2 separate regions of the Homo sapiens genome follow, and region 1 is linked to region 2. A link is an interaction called in ENCODE POLR2A ChIA-PET data of the cell type or tissue named here. Cell type or tissue: A673. All regions are shown on one strand. Each heading gives the region's core, and the rest is flanking DNA. Links, peaks and the distances in the headings are about the cores only. Region 1 overlaps PEX14 (peroxisomal biogenesis factor 14). Region 2 has its middle 11 kb from the start of PGD.

Evidence for each region. Peaks named below come from ENCODE experiments on the same cell type or tissue, not always from the same donor. Only the 100,000 strongest peaks of a DNase experiment are listed, where the experiment ranks them.
Region 1: POLR2A ChIA-PET joins it to region 2 with 11 read pairs; 9 of 35 experiments call an interaction of 5 or more read pairs at or near these places.

The regions. Positions count from the first base shown.
Region 1 is chr1:10,489,261-10,492,166 of GRCh38, reverse strand. All of the region lies in intron 1 of PEX14 (peroxisomal biogenesis factor 14), which reads right to left. Among named protein-coding and RNA genes, the nearest start is that of PEX14, 16 kb to the right of the region's middle. In A673, for the core only: no CTCF peak of the experiment used is centred there; no DNase peak of the experiment used is centred there.
Region 2 is chr1:10,386,839-10,389,744 of GRCh38, reverse strand. No RefSeq gene overlaps it. Among named protein-coding and RNA genes, the nearest start is that of PGD, 11 kb to the left of the region's middle. RefSeq lists an enhancer at 1,309-1,488. In A673, for the core only: no CTCF peak of the experiment used is centred there; DNase peaks (open chromatin) are centred at 1,514 and 1,774; H3K4me3 peaks cover 461 bases; H3K27ac peaks cover 2,500 bases.

The DNA of each region.
Region 1 (2,906 bases), core at 162-2,661, 100 kb before region 2:
CTTTCATCATAAACCCTTTAGTACCTTTTAAATTATAAGCCATGTAAATGAATTGTTTTAGAAAATTCAATATTAAAAGTAAAAAAGAAAGCTTCCCTCTCATTCCAACCCTAGGGGACCCACACTGACGCTGGTTCCTTATATATTCTGCCAAGGATATTCAAAGCATATAAGAAGCATGGCCGGCCGGGTGCAGTGGCTCATGCCTGTAATCCCAGCACTTCAGGAGGCCAAGGTGAGCGAATCACTTGAGGCCGGGAGTTAGAGATGAGCCTGGCCAACATGGCGAAACCCCGTCTCTACAAAAAAAATGCAAAAATAAGCTGGGTGTGGTGGTGCATGCCTGTAGTCCCAGCTACTCGGGAGGCAGAGGCACAATAATCGCTTGAACCCGGGAGGCGGAGGTTACAGTGAGCTGAGATCATGCCACTGCACTCCAATCTAGGTGACAGAGTGAGACTCTGTCTCCAAAAAAAAAAAAAAAAAAAAAAAGGAGCATGGCCAAGTGTGGCTTACACCTTAAACCCAGCACAGCACTCTGGGAGGGTACAATGGGAGGATCCCTTAAGGCCAGGAGTTTGAGACCAGCCTGGGCAACACAGCGAGACCCCATCTCTACAAAAAATTTAAAAATTAGCCGGGTGTGGTGGTGCATCCTATAGTCCCAGCTACTCAGGAGGCTCGCTTGATCCCAGGAGGCAGAGATTGCAGTGAGCTATGATGGTGCCATTGTATTCCAGCTTGGTCAACAGAGCAAGACTCTGTCTCAAAAAGAAAAAAAGGGTGCATGTGTATGCATATTCCTACCATGGAATTTGAAACAGCAACACTCCAAATTCCTCAAGTCATGGCTTCCCAGAGCCACAGTCCCAGTATGAAGCTGGGAATACAAATGTGAGCCACCACACCTGGCCTTTTTTTTATTTTTTTAATCATGGCCTACCCTGTGAACATTTTTTTAAAATCTTCCACCATGCTAGCTGTTTAAACAATCGAAGCAGGCCGGGCACAGTAGCTCACGCCTGTAATCCCAGCATTTTGGGAGGTCGAGGCAGGCAGATCACCTGGTCAGGAGTTCAAGACCAGCCTGGCCAACATAGCAAAACCTCATCTCCAACTGATCCTGGAAATCTTCACAGAGTAGTCCATGATTAAAAAAAAAAAAAAAACAAGGCCGGGCATGGTGGTTCACACCAGCACTTTGGGAGGCCGATGTGGGAGGATCGCTTGGGCCCAGGAGTTCGAGACCAGCCTGAGCAACATGGTAAAACCCTGTCTCTACTAAAAAATACAAAAATTTGCCACGCATGGTGGCACATGCCTGTAAGTCCCAACTACCCAGGAGGTTGAAGTGGGAGGATCAACTGAGCCCAGGAGGTTGAGGCTGTGGTGAGCTGTGATCACATCACTGCACTCCAGCCTGGGTAACAGAGTAAGACTGTCTCAGAAAAAAAAAAAAAAAAAAAGGCTTAGAAACCACCCACAGGCATCTATTGTAACGATGTAAGAAAAGGACCTAAGGCAATCCATGCCCAGGATCCTTAGAGGCCTGAATGGGGAGAGCAGGAAGAGAAGAAAGCAAAAGCAGAAAACTGCTTTAAAAAAACAAGTCAGGCAAAGACTACGGCGGCAGAGAGAGAAATGCTTTTCTTTTGGTAGAGACAAAGGTGCTCTCACTCCTGCTGCCAAGGCGCTGACCTTCCCCAACTGGAAGGCGTTCCCAGATCCTGACCTGCTGTCCAACAAAGAACAACCTCACAAGCAGCTCACAGATTTGAGCAACTGGCGAAAGCTCCAGGTCTAGGAGAACCCATCCTGCATCTGCCCAGTAACTGCGACTTCAGATAGGAGAACCCATCCTGCATCTGCCCGGTGACTGTGACTCCAGATAGGTCCTAAGCCAGTCTGTGTAGTTCTCTGCTGGGAAGAATAAGATTCGATCCCACCAATATCCTTTGAGATGCAGTGGCATGACAGAAAGTACACAAGCTTTGGCATTAAGAACTCAGTGATTTGGGGGCACGCTGCTCAACCTCTCTGAGCCTCAGTTTCCTCATCTATGGGAATAACGGGAATAATACCACCACCTCACATTTGGGATTAGAGGAGATGATAAGTTATTTCATGTCACTCCTCTGCTCAAAGTCAACCAATGCACTTCCACTTCGGGTCATGATGGAGTGATAGGGAACAGATTTGCCCTCCCACTGTAAACAACTAGAAAACTAAGCCAAATAAATAAAACCACTGTGTGTACACATTGGACAGCAGGCAGTGCAGGACTACGATCCCTGAAAGCAGAGAAACAAATTACTTGGGCCCTAAAATCACTCTGGCTTCCTGCCAGGAGACACATTTCAGGCCCTGGAGAGAGACGGGGATCCCCAGCAGAGCACGCCACCCACTTAAGTTGAAGAGACAGAGATCAGAGTTCAGGGAGGCCAAGGCAGCTGAAAGCTGCAGGACAGACTTCAGAAAGAAAGAGCTATGCAGAAAAAGTGGTCCAGAAATCTGTCTGGAGGTTCCCTCAGGTCTCTGCTGAATACTAAAATTTGTGCATGCATAGGGTGAAACTCCACAGTGAAGAAGAAGCTAGGAGCTGACATTTCTTAGAACTCTCAGGGGAATCATGAGTCCCAAGCAGCCAGACTGGAGTGTCCTCACAGGGCATTCAGGAGAGACCAGAGGTCAAATGATCCCTAGATTAAAGATTATCCAGATCCACTCTAACAAAGCTAAAAAACAGGACTCAAAATGATAACAGTAAACCATAAAAAACTGCACAGAAGAAAAAAGCTTTAAGCACTCTTTAAAGACCACAAAATCCATAACCTCAACAATACTGAACTCACAATATCCAGCATCCAATAAAAAATTTCAACACATGGCCAGGCACGGTAGCTCAC
Region 2 (2,906 bases), core at 285-2,784:
CAGGTGCAAGCTACCGTGCCCAGCCAGTTTTTTCTCAAGAATAAATGCTTCTTAATTTGCCTGCCTTTGGTTGATGTCCAGAACCTTGAAATGTTTTTGGTATATATTTTTTCCAATTTTATGCTTTTTTATTTTTGTAGAGTGCATTCCCTATTCTCTTCACGCTGCAGCAGCCAGCAGTCCCTCCACAGCACTGTCCTTGTCCTTTTGTCTGTGGTTAAGGCCTTCCTCCAGAGTCCGCCAGAAAGTAGTCAGGGTCTGTGGGCTTTTACTGAAGGCCCTGACCACAGGGCATGCTGCAATAATAGATCCTGTGCTGGGTGCTGCCTCTGCTGGCATTTCTCTTTCACAGGCTGGATTTGGGACCTCAGCCTTACAGGAAATAAGGAGACTGAGGATCAGAAAATGTGGAGAGAAGCCTCAATAGAAAGGACACACAGGCTCACACCTGTAACTCCAGCACTTTGTGAGGCCGAGGCGGGTGGATCACCTGAGGTCAAGAGTTTGAGACCACCAACATGGCAAAACCCCGTCTCTACTAAAAATACAAAAAATTAGCCAGGCGTGTTGGTGGGCGCCTGTAATCCCAGCTACTCGGGAGGCTGAGGCAGGAGAATCACTTGAACCCAGGAGGCAGAGGTTGCAGTGAGCCGAGATCACGCAACTACACTCCAGCCTGGACCACAAGAGTGAAACTCGTCTCAAAAAAAACCCCCCCAAAATTAGCTGGGCGTGGTGGTGCATCCTGTAGTCCCAGCTACTTAGGAGGCTGAGGCCTAAGAATTGCTTGAACCCAGTGGTAAGGGTGGGGGACAGAGGTTGCAGTGAGCCAAGATCATGCCATTGCACTCCAGCCTGGGCAACAGAATGATGCTCTGTCTCAAAAAAAGGACAAAAGGACTGAGAGCCTCCTCAAACTCCTGCCTTGCTCCAGAGGCTCACAGCAGTCCTCAGGCTGCTTGACGACAGGGATGCCACTGCCTGCCTGTCCTGCTTCCTTCCCAGGGTGGGCACAGCAAAATGAGCTAATGTCCATGAAAGTTCCTTTTAAACTTAAGACTGCTCCACAATTTTCATATTTATTAATATTCTCTAACGTGACAAACTCAGCTCAGGGAAGTTGAACTTCCCAGCTAGTTAGTGGCGGAGGTGAACTTTAACCCAAGTCTACTTACTAGGGCCAAGCCCAGCATTCTTTCCCAATAGGGTTAGCAGGACATAATCATGTATACTCACAGTGACTGTGTTCCCAATGAACCTGGGTATGTCTGCATTTTAGAGATGTTTCATTGACTTTCAACGGAAAGCTGGATTTTGGAGAACAAACAGTACTTGCAGAAATTTCACAAGTAGAACTTCACACAATGGCTCCCTTAAAAGAACCTTGGTGACAGGCATCCTTTTCAACTTTGTTGCAGCTGCTTCCTCTTTCTATGGGGCTCAGTTACAAGGAAAGCCTACCATCAGACTTTCTTGCAGGAACAAATTGATTGCTTTAGTCTGAGATTTAGCAAGGGAGAAATTATGCTGAGTCAATGTGAATAATTTAACCAAGTTACTACTGAAGAGATTTTATGCAAACATATTGCATAAAATCAATATGTATCTAATCATATAGTCATGTTTTCCCTTCTAATAATGTTACATGCTACACAAACTTTCCATTTCCATGTTAAGGTTCTAATCAGCAGTAAAAAATACTGCTTCTCAGAATTGCTGGAAAACTACAGTAAGCTGGCTTGGGAGAGCAGGACTGGAACAAAGGCAAGTCTCCCCCTGGGGATGAACAGAATCAAGCCAGGGCGCGCTAGAGCTGTGTCAGGCTGACTTAGCTTTTTAGTTGTTAGAAACTCAAGTGCTTGGCTTAAAATGCTTAAGAAAGTCAACCCACATTATTATCCACCAGAAAAACTTTCTGGCTTGCCCTAACTCCCCAAATCCCAAATCAAAGCATGAGCACAAGTTCTACAAGAACAGCCCTCTATGCAAACCTCCCAGGGTGGAATCCTAGTTTGATTTACGTAAGAGGGTGTGTAAAGCAACATACCAGTAAGGGCAGATTTGAAAATCCCAGCTCTGACACTCACTCAACTAAATAATTCTCGTAGCTGAACTCAAACTGAACTCAAATGACCTGAATATATTTTAGGTGGAAAGAGTACTTTTTTTTTTTTTGAGACGTGGTCTTGCCCTGTTGCCTGGGCTAGGCTGGAACTCCTGGGCTCAGAGGAGCTTGCATGAAATGATGCCTTTCATTTACAGGCACATGCCACTATGCCCAGCTCCTTTTTTTTTTTTTTTTTTTTTTTGAGACAGGGTCTTGCTTTGTTACCCAGGCGCCAGTGGCACCATCATAGCTCACTGCAGTCTCAAACTCCTGGGCTCAAGGGATCCTCCCATCTCAGCTTCCTGAGTAGCTGAGGCTACAGGTGTGTACCACCATGCCCAGTTAATTGTTTTTATTTTTTGTAGAAATGGGGGCTCACTAAGTTGCCCAGGCTGGTTTTGAGCTCTGGCTTCAAGTGATCCTCCTGCCACGGCCTCTCAAAGTGCTGGGATTACAGGTGTAAGCCACCATGCCTGCTCCCCCCGCCTTTTTTTTTTTTTTTTTTTTTTTTTAAAGAAACAGGTTCTTGCTTTGTTGCCCATGCTGGCCTTGAACTGCTGGACTCAAGCAATCATTCCACGTTAGCTTCCAGAGTAGCAGAAGGAGCAATTCTGAAAAAGCCCAGAGGCTATATATTCTCACCCCAGAGGAGTATGCTTGTGATGTGCTCAGAATAGCTAAAATGGTCTGTGCAGGGACAAGAGTTCCTAAGGGAAAGTGGAATATCTCCCCATCCAACCGCAAGTGGAATAACAAGAAGAACCAGATAGAAAAGCAGCGCACGAGCCCGGGCCAGGCG